Regions from separate parts of the Homo sapiens genome. Here region 1 is linked to region 2. The links are chromatin loops, found by intact Hi-C in ENCODE. Cell type or tissue: PC-9. All regions are shown on one strand. Each heading gives the region's core, and the rest is flanking DNA. Links, peaks and the distances in the headings are about the cores only.

Region 1 (5,371 bases), core at 117-5,116, 220 kb before region 2:
CTACCCACGGCAGAAGCATATGAGGCTAGTTTTAGCCAGAAACAATTCAAATGACTGGGCTTCCCTCAAGTTTTTCTTGAGACCGTTGACTCCACAGTCACTGGCCTGCTTACCAATGTATGGATTATGTTAGTGGAGGCATAGAAAGTGGAGTCTGGGCTGAGCATGGTGGCTCACGCCTGTATCCCAGTGCTTTGGGAGGCCGAGGTGGGAGGATCGCTTGAGGCCAGGAATTGGAGACCAGCCTGGACAACATAGCAAGACCCTGTCTCTACAAAAAAAAAAAAAAAAAAAAAAAAAAAAAGAAAAGAAAAATAAGCCAGGCATGGTGGCATGTACCTGTAGTCCTAACTGTTCCAGGAGGCTGAAGAAGGAGTATCAAGAGTTCCAGGCTGCAGTGAGCCGTGATCATGCCTCTGCACTCCAGCGTGGGCAGCAGAACCAAACCCTGTCTCTTAAAAAAAGAAAGAAAGAAAGAAAGAAAGAAAGTGAAGTCTAGTCCTCACTCTAGCCCACTGCACATATCTGCTGCTTGTGGTGGTGGGGACCCAGACATGGAGAGAAAGCTGTCTCTTCTTCCTTTAGTAGACTTTATTGAGTCCCCACTCTGCCACACACTGTCCTGGGTGCCAGGGATACCAAGATGAATAGGAGTCAGTTCCCCGGAGCCTCTAGAGGGAAACAGGCCCATGAACAAATAATAACAAGACAACATTGTATGTATGGCAACAATAATAGCAATAATGCTCATCATAGTCGCAGCTGACTTTTGTCCAGGCCATGTGCTAGGCACTGTGCTGAGCTTCATACAGGTAGTAAGTCATTTAATCCTTCGACAGCCCTATGAAGTTGGGCTTATTGTCCCCTATATTACAGATGAGGAAACTGAGGCACTGGGAGGTTAACTATCCTGCCATTCTGCCCTCAAGTCATGTGGAAGAGATAGGAACAGGGCTGGGGTGAGGACAAGGACAATGGGGAAACAGTCACCGAGGCTAATGCCCTGTAAGCTGGGACCTGAAGAATAAGTAGGAGGGGCCCAGGGGCAGGAGGGCAAATGAGCTTCTCAACCTGAAGCAAAAATACGTGCAAAGGCATGGAGAAGGGAAGGAAGGTGGTGTTTTCAGAAAAAATCAGAACTGGGGTCACTGGAGTGAAGGAGACCTGGGGGGATGGGGGCTGGCAGGGGATGAGGCTAGGGTATAGGTTGGTCCCAGATGCCAAAGGGCTTGGAAGCTGTGCCCAGGAGCCTGGACTTGATCCTGAAAGCAGTGGGTAGCCGTTGGAGGTCTGGAGGTGAGGAGTGATGAGGGTGGGTTGCTCCTGGCTGCACGGGGATGGACTGGAGTGGCCGGGGTTGGGGAGGCCCTTGAGCAGGAAGGGTCTGGATGGTAAGGCAGTGCAGGTGCGGAGATACGGGCTGGATGCCACACTCACCTGGGAGGCAGGGGCTGCCCCGGGAGACAGTTCATCTGTTTAGACACTTAAAAAAAAAAAAAAAAACCAAGAAGAAAATAATTACCTCATAGGTTGCTGTAGGGTGGAAAGAGGAGTGAAGAGATTAACTTCCAGTCTCTGCAAGAGACAGCATTTGGCAGATGAGCAAATTTTTATAGTCTCTGCAAGATGGGCTAGTTAGAACAGTGGATGACACGAGGCCTGAGGGCCCAGATGTGCCTTGGAGACAGCGGGTGGCCCGCCACTGCTGAGGTTTTGGATCTAAGATCAGAAGCCTCATCCCGTTGATGATCTTTTCCCTTCTGTGAGTTGAAAATCAGGAGACACAGGCCCCAGACCTGGTCTCAAATGGGACAACCAGGAAGATTGTGGGCCCCCCTTGTATGGAGGTTCCTTTAAATGGTACAATTCCCTGCTGGCGGGCCTGCCTGGAGTTGGACCTGCCATATAGTCGGCAAGAGATCGGATGCCTTGGAATGGGGCTCACTTCACCACTCAGCTTCAATGCCTCAACCCAGTCTGGAGCCAGGCAGGCTGGCTTCAGATTCTAGCTTCGCCTCTTACTAGCCGTGAACTTGGGCTCGTCTCTTAACTTCTTTGTGCTCCATCTTCCTCATCCGGAATGTGGGAGCGATAACAGGTTTTGTTAGTATTAAATGAGGTGATGTATGTAGAGTATGTAGACAGTGCCTGGCTCGTTGTAAGCATTTTGTAAGGGTTTGTGGCTGTGATGAAGTCCTTTCTGTGGCCTTGGCCATGCATTCGGGTGCTTTCCCGAAGCAGGAGAGTTAATCAAGAGACCAGAGTTTTGCTCACAGCTCTGACCTTGTTGAGCCATGGTCCCCTCGTCTTTAATGAGGGCCCGGACTGGCGGGAGGTCTGAGGCCAGCACCCTAGAGCTGCTGGGATTCTGGTGAGGCCACAGGCTTACGTGGAGATATTGGATTAGGGGCTAGGAACCATGATTCTGGCCTCAGCTTGTCCCTATTCTCTGTGTGTGGCTCTCATGGCCTTTCCTCACCGGTAAAACAATGGGGCTAGATCTACGGTTTCTGATCTCAGCTCCAGCTGTGGCTCCGGATCCCATGCTCGCTCCGCAGGATGGAACTTGACGTTTGACTCTGTGACCACTAGAGGGCACGCGTGTTCCGCCCGGTACCTTCTGCAGGGCCCCGCTGCAGGGTGGGGAGGGGGAGCCCGCATTGCACCTCTCCGGCTGCCCCCGTCCTGCCGGCCAGAAAAGGCGCCCCCGCACTCCTCTCTACCCTGCCCTCCCCCACGGCAGGGTGCTAGCTCCTTCGAGATGGTGAGGTTCAAGTTCTAATCTGGAGCACTGCCTTGGGCTTGGTGGGGGGCAGAGGCCCGCACAGAGTCCGCCGGGCTTCGCAGAACGCAGACTTTTTGGTCTGGGGAGCCCCTGGGAAGATGATCGACCTTCCAAGGGAAGAGCTAGAGGGATAGGACATTCCTGGGATGGGAGGTAAGCTCAGGACAAGCACTGTCAGTGCCTTCCCTCAGAGCTCTGGGCCTCTGCAGATGAAGATGCTGTTGGCATTTTCTGCACACCTCCTCCTTGGCTGGTGCGCTGCCAGATGCTTTCAGAACGGCGATGAAAGTACAGGAGATGGAATTGGGCTTTGTTCTTCCTGACAGGGGCCCACTCAGCCTCCCCAGTCCTTATTCCCCTAATGAGCACTTAAGCTCACACCTGGAATCCTCGGCCCTGGACTCCTCCTCTAGAAAACGCAGATGGTGACAGCTGTCTCCCAGCTTGGAGAACAGATGAGGTCCCCATGCCTACCCCTCCATCCAGGGCTGCTGCCAGTTCAGAGAATCTCTGGTTCTTAAGTCCTGCCATTTGCCCTGGTCACTCGGGCCAGGGGCGGGGCTGGCAGAAGGGTGCTCCAGGCAGATGTTGATTTCCCTGCAGGCTGCAGGGCGGCTGCTTCTACGGCTTTGTGAAGAAAAAAAAAAAGTTTGAAAAATAGGAGCCCTGCAGGCCTGGGCTGTTCGCCAATTCCTACGGACTGGTTGGAGTGGGGCAGTCTCCAAGGTGCCCTCAGGCCAGGCCAGAGGCTCCCCTAGAAGCCCTTCCTGTTTGCAAGGCAGAACTTGGGGAGAATTGAGGATAATAGCAGCTACCATTTGCTGAATACTTACTGCTTCTTTTCATTATCGAAACAACCCTGGGAGATCGGTGTCACCAACTGCGTTTTACAAAGGAGTAGCCCCCACTCTTCCAGCTTCTGATGCTGGAGCTGGGATTGAACCCAAGTCTAGTCTCATCCCCTTGTCTATGCGATTCCCACATCAGCCTCTATCGGGCTCATCTGGACAGCCTCCCAGCAGCCCCCATACTCCCCAACCCTGCAGGGACCTCCTATCACACTCCAAAGAGGAAACTCCTAATTCCATATCCTAGCCCACAAAGCCTTTGTGAGCTGGTCCCTGCCTAACTCTTGGACCTCAGGTCTCACCATGCACCCCCTCGGTCATTCTGCTCCCTCTGCCTCAGGCACACGAAACTCCTTCCAGCCACTGGGACTTGGCCCCTGGGAGTACACTTGCCTGGGAACTCGACTCGCTCAAAACTTCAACGGGCTCACTCTCTCACTTCAGGTGGGCGCTGCCTGTGTGTCCCCCTCAGAGCAGTCTTCCCTGCCCACCCGACATCAGACAATGCCCCTCTACCTTGCCGAGTGTCTCTACCTACAACTCCATGATTTTTTTCCTTGTTGATGTCTATCCTTCTCCCCAGAATATAAGCTTCATGATGCAGTGACTCTGCCTGTCCTGTTCACAGCAGTAACCCCCAGGGCCTAGACTAAGTGCCTGGCACACAGTAGGTGATTTATAAATATTTGGTAAATGAGTGAATGAATGATGCTGAACACTGCTGTTTATCCTCCATAAAGAAAAGGAATCTTCTGAGATAAGGTTCTTGAGGATACGGGCAGAGCATCTTGGAATGAAGGCCAGGGCTCAGGTGAGTCCAGTGAGGTGCCTAGGGCGTGACATTTAAGGAGGTATTTCCATGACCAGGCAGTGGATGCCCCTTAAGTGTCTTGCCCCAGGCCCCTCGCTCGCCTCCCTGTAGGCTCTGTCCTGCTTAGAATGTCGGAGTGGGACAGGCCTTTCTCAGCCCCAGCACCAAAGTCTCCTGGCCTCAGTCTGGTGTTCCTAATAGGACTCTGCAGAACCAGCAGCTCCCACCCTGCCTGCCTGTAGCAGCTCCTTGCTGTGGTGTCTCCAGGTTGACATCTTCAAGAGGGACTCCTGTCCCTGCAGACCCATCAGCTGGTCCTTGGAATGGTGCCTCACCTTCTGGGGCACCTCTTCCCTCCCACAGCTTGTCTGCCCTCTTTCTTGTCTGTTGCAAGCCTGAGGAAGGTAGGGGGCTGGGCTGGGCTGGGACACAGCTTTGCTCTGTCCCTGGGGTATGGAGAGCGAGGCCTTCCAAATCTCCAGCTGTTCTCAGTCTGCTGTCCTGAGAACAGAACGGCAGGGGAGCCCTGCAGTTTCAGCTGGAAGGGTTTTGGCCCAGCAAAGATGGTTAGAAGTGGTGAGAATAAGGGGGAAACTGAGGCAAGCATAGTGAAGCCCCTTGTCTGTGGTCTTCTGCTGGCATGTGACAGAACTGGGGCAAGTGTGGTGGGGGCAGGGGTGCCTAACAGTGGTTCTAGAAAAGGCTTGAGGCCGTTTGGCTGCCCCTGGCTTGACAGATATAGATGATGTGACGATTTGGTTTCTCTCCTCCCCTACCTGCTCTGTGGCCCCGCTTTGCCCCAAAGACCACATCTGGTGCCCCATATGTGCCTGCCCACTCCAGGAGTATGGACTGGGGAGGCTGAGTGGGCCCCTGCCAGGAAGAACGAAGTCCAATTCCATGCGGCTTGCACCTGTACTCCCAGCT
Region 2 (5,371 bases), core at 138-5,137:
TTATATATTTCATACGTAGGGTGTGCGTGGTTCAGGGCACAGGGATGGAGTCAGACCTGAATTTAAATCCTGCTTCTCCCACTTATTAGTTATGCCATCTTCAACAAGTTACTTAACATCTCCTGGCCTTAGTTTCCTCATCTATAAAGTGGGAATAACAGCGGTACCTGGATGCAAAGATGAAAAGAGAGATTGAAAGGAAAGAGCTTGTAAGTGCTCAATACACATTGGGGATTATATCCTAAAAATCAGCCAAGGCCTCCCTGCTCCTCAAGATTTAGATAAGACAAGCTTGAATCTCAAGCCCCAGGCCTGATGTGGTCTGGAGCCCTGCTTGAGAGGAATTTCCAGGGGGATGTGTGGGCCACCCTGCCTTTACCTCTGGGCTTCTGTTTTCAAACGTGTGTTTTCTGTTCTGCTCCATGGGTAGCAATCTCAGTTCTTCCCTTGATTTCCACCAAAACCAAGACAGAAACCAAATTAAGAAGTAAAAATCCCCTTGCATAAAACATCCATGACTATGATCGATTTTGTGAAAATGAAGGGCTCAGAGGAGAGACCACATTGTGCCCTGATTGGACACACGATTGAATGCACACATTGATCTTCCTGGCTTGAGAATCACATCGGGCGCCTTGCCATGGGAGTCTCTTATTGAGGCATCATCCTAAGTGCCGTTTCTTCTTTATCTCTGTCTTCCTTCCTCACTGTTCAATCTTCTCCTCCATCTCTCTCTGTCTCCTTCTCACCATTCAGGTGTCATCTTACATCACCTTCTTAGATAGATCCCTGACCTCATTTTTAGAGGTGCCTCCCTTCTTTCCCATTAGCCACTTCCTTTTTATTTTTATTTTTTATTTTTTGAGACAAAAATAATTTTTTTGGTGGGGGGACAGAGCAAGACTGTCCCCCAGGCTGGAGTGCAGTGGCATGACCTCTGCTCACTGCAACCTCCACCTCCCAGGTTCAAGCAATTCTCCTGCCTCAGCCTCCCCAGTAGATGGGACTACAGGCATGCACCACCACGCCCAGCTAATATTTTTGTGTTTTTGGTAGAGAAGGGGTTTTGCCATGTTGGCCAGGCTGCTCTCGAACTCCTGACCTCAGGTGATCCGCCCACCTCAGCCTCCCAAACTGCTGGGATTACAGGCGTGAGCCACTGCGCCCGGCCCTAACATCCTTCTTCTATTCCAGCATCTGATCCAGGGTGTCATAATTAGTTGCCATGTCTCCATAGGCTCCTCTTGGCTGTGACAGTCTCTGGGTAGAGGTGAGCCACCGCGTCCGGCCAAAAATATTTTTAATTAATTAATTAATTTTTTTTGGCGGGGCGGGGGGTGTCTCTCTCTGTTGCCTAGGCTGGAGTGCAGTGGTGTGATCTCCGCTCACTGCAGCCTCAATCTCCTGGGCTCAAGTGATCCTCCCCCCTCAGCCTTCCAAGTACCTGAGACTACAGGCATACTCCACCACGCCTGGCTAGTTTTTGTATTTTTTGTAAAGACAGGGTTTTACCATCCTGAGCTCAAGGGATCCACCCGCCTCGACCTCCCAAAGTGCTGGGATTACAGGAAGCCACCACACCCAGCCCCACCAGCCACTTCCTATCATTTCATATCATTTTCTTTTCTTTCTTTCTTTCTTTCTTTTTTTTTTTTTTTTGAGGTGGAGTTTTGTTCTTGTTGCCTAGGCTGGAGTGATGCCACAATCTCGGCTCACTGCAACCTCCACCTCCCGGGTTCAAGCAATTCTCCTGCCTCAACCTCCCGAGTAGCTAGGATTACAGGCATGTGCTACCACACCTGGCTAATTTTTGTATTTTTTGTAGAGACAGGGTTTCTCCATGTTGGTCGGGCTGGTCTCGAACTCCTGGCCTCAGGTGATCCGCCTGCCCCGGCCTCCCAAAGTGCTGGTGTTACAGGCTTGAGCCACCGCACCCGGCCGTCATTTTATTTTCTTTATGACACTTAATACTACAGAAATCATCAGTTTACTTACTTGTTCAGTTGTCTGTTGCCTGTCTCCCATTCCTTACTAGAATGTAAGCTTCTTGAGAGCAGGGCTCTTGTCTATGTGCACAGCACAGCACTCTTGTATCCAGAACCCCAGCTGCCTTGGAGCCAGTCTTCCTACTATAAGGTTAGGTCTGCAAATGGCGTCATGTTGACCTGATCCCTGTACCTTCATATATCCTGCACAGGATTGAACAGGGATGTCTAACGCTCAGCTTTAAATGATTTGCCAACATTGCCACCCCCTACCTGCCCCTTCACCCCCCGACCACTTGATCCCTGCCTTCTGACTCTAGATGTTCAGTAAAGTGTGCTCTTCACTCTGGCGTGTGGAGGCTGGGGTGTTGTCTAATGGGGTACATGGTGTACAGAAGGAGCGGCATGAATAGGATGCAGATATAGAGGTAAAACTGGGAAACTTTAAGACCCCTCCGGAATCCTTAAGGTTTGGAGAGTGCCCCTAGCTCTGCCCATACATGGGCTGGATCGCTCTGAGAGCAGGATGCCCTAAGGACATCTAAGAAGCTGACATATGGTGACATCTTTCCTCAAGAGGATGCTCAGGGCCAAAGCCACACAGTGGGAATATAGTCATGGGGGACGAGGACTTGCAGGAGGGTTGACTTAGCTGTCATGGGGCCCTGGTTTGCGGTTGTTCTAGCCTGGGGGATTCAGGCTGGCCAGCATGGTGGAGTGGGTGGAGTGAGTGGAGTGAGCAGGAGAGCCTTTCCTAGGTCTGCCACTAGGTGGCGCCCTAAGCCAAGTCCTGGAAGGCTAAGCAAGCCAAAGGGAGCTTGTTCTCCAAGCCACTTCCCAGGAAATGACTCAGGGGGGATGACTTCATCAGTGGGATGTTCTTCACTGGGATCAGTGGGGTGAGACCCAGGAGCACTGCATCACCCCATTAAAGCTGAGCTGTTCTCAGGGTGATGAGTGCCATTGGGGGTGGTCTTTTGACTCATTCATTCTTTCTCTCATTCTACATTCATCAGCATTCTAATGAGGTACTGCAAGGTACAAGGCATTGCACCTGTTCTAGAGCGACAAGGCAAGCATTTCCTCAAAGAGACTCCTGTCCTGCTCCCTCTTGAGTTTGGGCAGTGTAGTGGGAGGATGGGAGTGAGGTCCAAAAACTGGTGTCTGAGCATGGAAAATGGGGGTGTGGATGATGCAATGGGGAACACCCTGGCTCAGCCCAAACCCACAGCTCTATCTCAAACTCACTCCCAGAGTGCTGGGATTACAGGTGTGAGCCACTGCACTCGGCATAAGCTTTTTTAAGCGCATATCTTATCTCCCCCACTAGCTGAATGGTAAAACAGGCCAGGTCATATCACATTCACCACTATCTCACCAGCTCCCACCCAGCCGTGCTTCCCCAGGATTTAGCACAGTACCTTGGACATTAGGATGTTCAGTGAAGATCTGATCATGATGATGATGATGATGATGATGATGATGATGATGATGATGAATCCGTGGGCCATCTGCAAGGAGGTAGTAGGAATGTGACAGAGGCCCTGCCTGGCAAGGGCTGAATATCACAGATATTACTAAAGATGTCAAAGGTCACTGAGGCAGGGAGGTGCATGACACTGAACATGAGAGTAGCCAGCAGCTTTTTGGAAGCAGCCATGTCTCAGGCAGCTGGCACAGAGAGGCCTCCCAGCAAAGCCATCACCACCCTCATTTTTATTCTTGTGCCTCTATATTGCAGATGAACATGGATTACATTTATTGTAACACTATGGGTCCCACTAGACAAAGACTTCACACTCATCTCCTACTGGTTTGAAATCTCCTGGTGATAGAAGGATACAAGACAATATTATTCCCTGAGCACAAGAATAGGTAATGATCTTCATTGCTTATTCCCTCATGTATTCATTCATTTACTGAGTGTCTACTACACGTCCTCCACTGTGATAGGTAGATACTTAGATGCCATAATGAGCAGAAACAGATATGGCCTGTCTTCACTGAGTTTAAAATCTTGACAGACATCAACCAAATTATCATACAAATATAAAATGATGGCTGTGATTAGTGCTACAGATAGGCACATGGCGCAGGAAAGCATGTCACAGGAGGATTTAGCCAGGAAACAAGCCCCTCCTTCACCAATATGGAAGGAAACCAGGAAACCAGTATAGAAACAGATATCCAAGCAGATGTCCAAGCAGAGCTGAGACCCCCTGCTTCCACGCTGACTTCTGTCCCCCTAGAGGTTAATTGACTGCTTTGCATTTGGATTTGGGAGCTGTCATGACCTGAGGGGCAGCTAGAAACACAAGCTCTATCACATTATGGATTTGATCAAATAGCAAGATACCCAATGGCCCAATGGACTGTCCAGGATTCACTAATCACCTATTCTATCATTTCAAGTGGAAAGAAATTCGCCCTAATTTCAGGGAGATGAGAAAATAGGGAGTTAGAGTTTTAGGATGGCCAGCGCATCCAGGTTTGCCCGGGGCTTTCCCAGTTTTAGCACTAAAAGTCCCACATTCTGGGACTGTTCTGGTTTTAGAACTGAAAGTTCTGCATCCTGGAAACTCCCTCAGTTCTGGGCAAACCAGGACATCAGTCATCTTAACGCTAATCTCTGCCCAACACTGCTTCTCAGTTTCCTCTTCTGTAAGATGAAGAAGTTTGATTAGAACAAGCGTTCTTGGTCCTGGCTGCTAATTAGAATAGGCAAGGAGTCTCTTTTAACAATACCAATACTCAGGCTTTCCTGCCAGAGATTTGGTTGGTATGAGACCCAGGTGTCAGTGATTTGTAAAACTTCCCATTGATGGTTTTGATATGAGGCCAGGAATGAAAACCATTGCTCTAGCTAATCTAAAGTTTTTTTGTGGCACTCTGATTCTCATCTAGGGTGAGTTAGTTATATGTGCATCCATTAATTCATTTTTCCCCAAGCTCCCAGGGCTGGCTGGAGTTGCCATTGTTGTTCCTATTGATGACATAATATACTTCTTTCTCTCCTTCATTCTCTCCTTTGCTGCTGTCTCCTCCCTACCTCTTATTGGCCTGAGCTTCTAAGGCTGCTTGTCTCCGACCGTGATCACGAGGTCAGGATCACTTGGTGATGTCATTTCCTCTGTCTCACCTCTGTCCTGGCTTTCCCCTTCCCCAGTCTCTCTGACCTCCACTAGAGAAGCTAAAAGAGATCTCTGGGGAAAGAGCCAGGTGCTGTCCCAGAGAGTCCCTTCCTCGTCCTTCTTTCCGTGAAGGCCATATCCAGTGTATGCCTTTCCTAGGTGGGTTGTATTTGGGGGTCAGAGGCTGACCCTCCTTCACACACTGTTAGGGACTGGCACAGTCCATGCGAGGACCCAAGTCTGCCTAATATTCTG

What was found. Hi-C counts contacts between places; a loop is a spot of excess contacts. Peaks named below come from ENCODE experiments on the same cell type or tissue, not always from the same donor. Only the 100,000 strongest peaks of a DNase experiment are listed, where the experiment ranks them.
Region 1: it touches region 2 in a loop (6-fold over the local background); 2 of 110 quality-filtered maps call a loop at or near these places.

Annotation. Positions count from the first base shown.
Region 1 is chr11:118,169,025-118,174,395 of GRCh38, reverse strand. All of the region lies in intron 1 of SCN2B (sodium voltage-gated channel beta subunit 2), which reads left to right. Among named protein-coding and RNA genes, the nearest start is that of SCN2B, 4.9 kb to the left of the region's middle. In PC-9, for the core only: CTCF peaks have their summits at 2,449 and 2,651; no DNase peak of the experiment used is centred there; H3K27me3 peaks cover 1,863 bases.
Region 2 is chr11:117,944,477-117,949,847 of GRCh38, reverse strand. No RefSeq gene overlaps it. Among named protein-coding and RNA genes, the nearest start is that of TMPRSS13, 18 kb to the right of the region's middle. In PC-9, for the core only: CTCF peaks have their summits at 2,547, 2,747 (motif pointing right) and 4,144; a DNase peak (open chromatin) is centred at 2,827; H3K27me3 peaks cover 348 bases.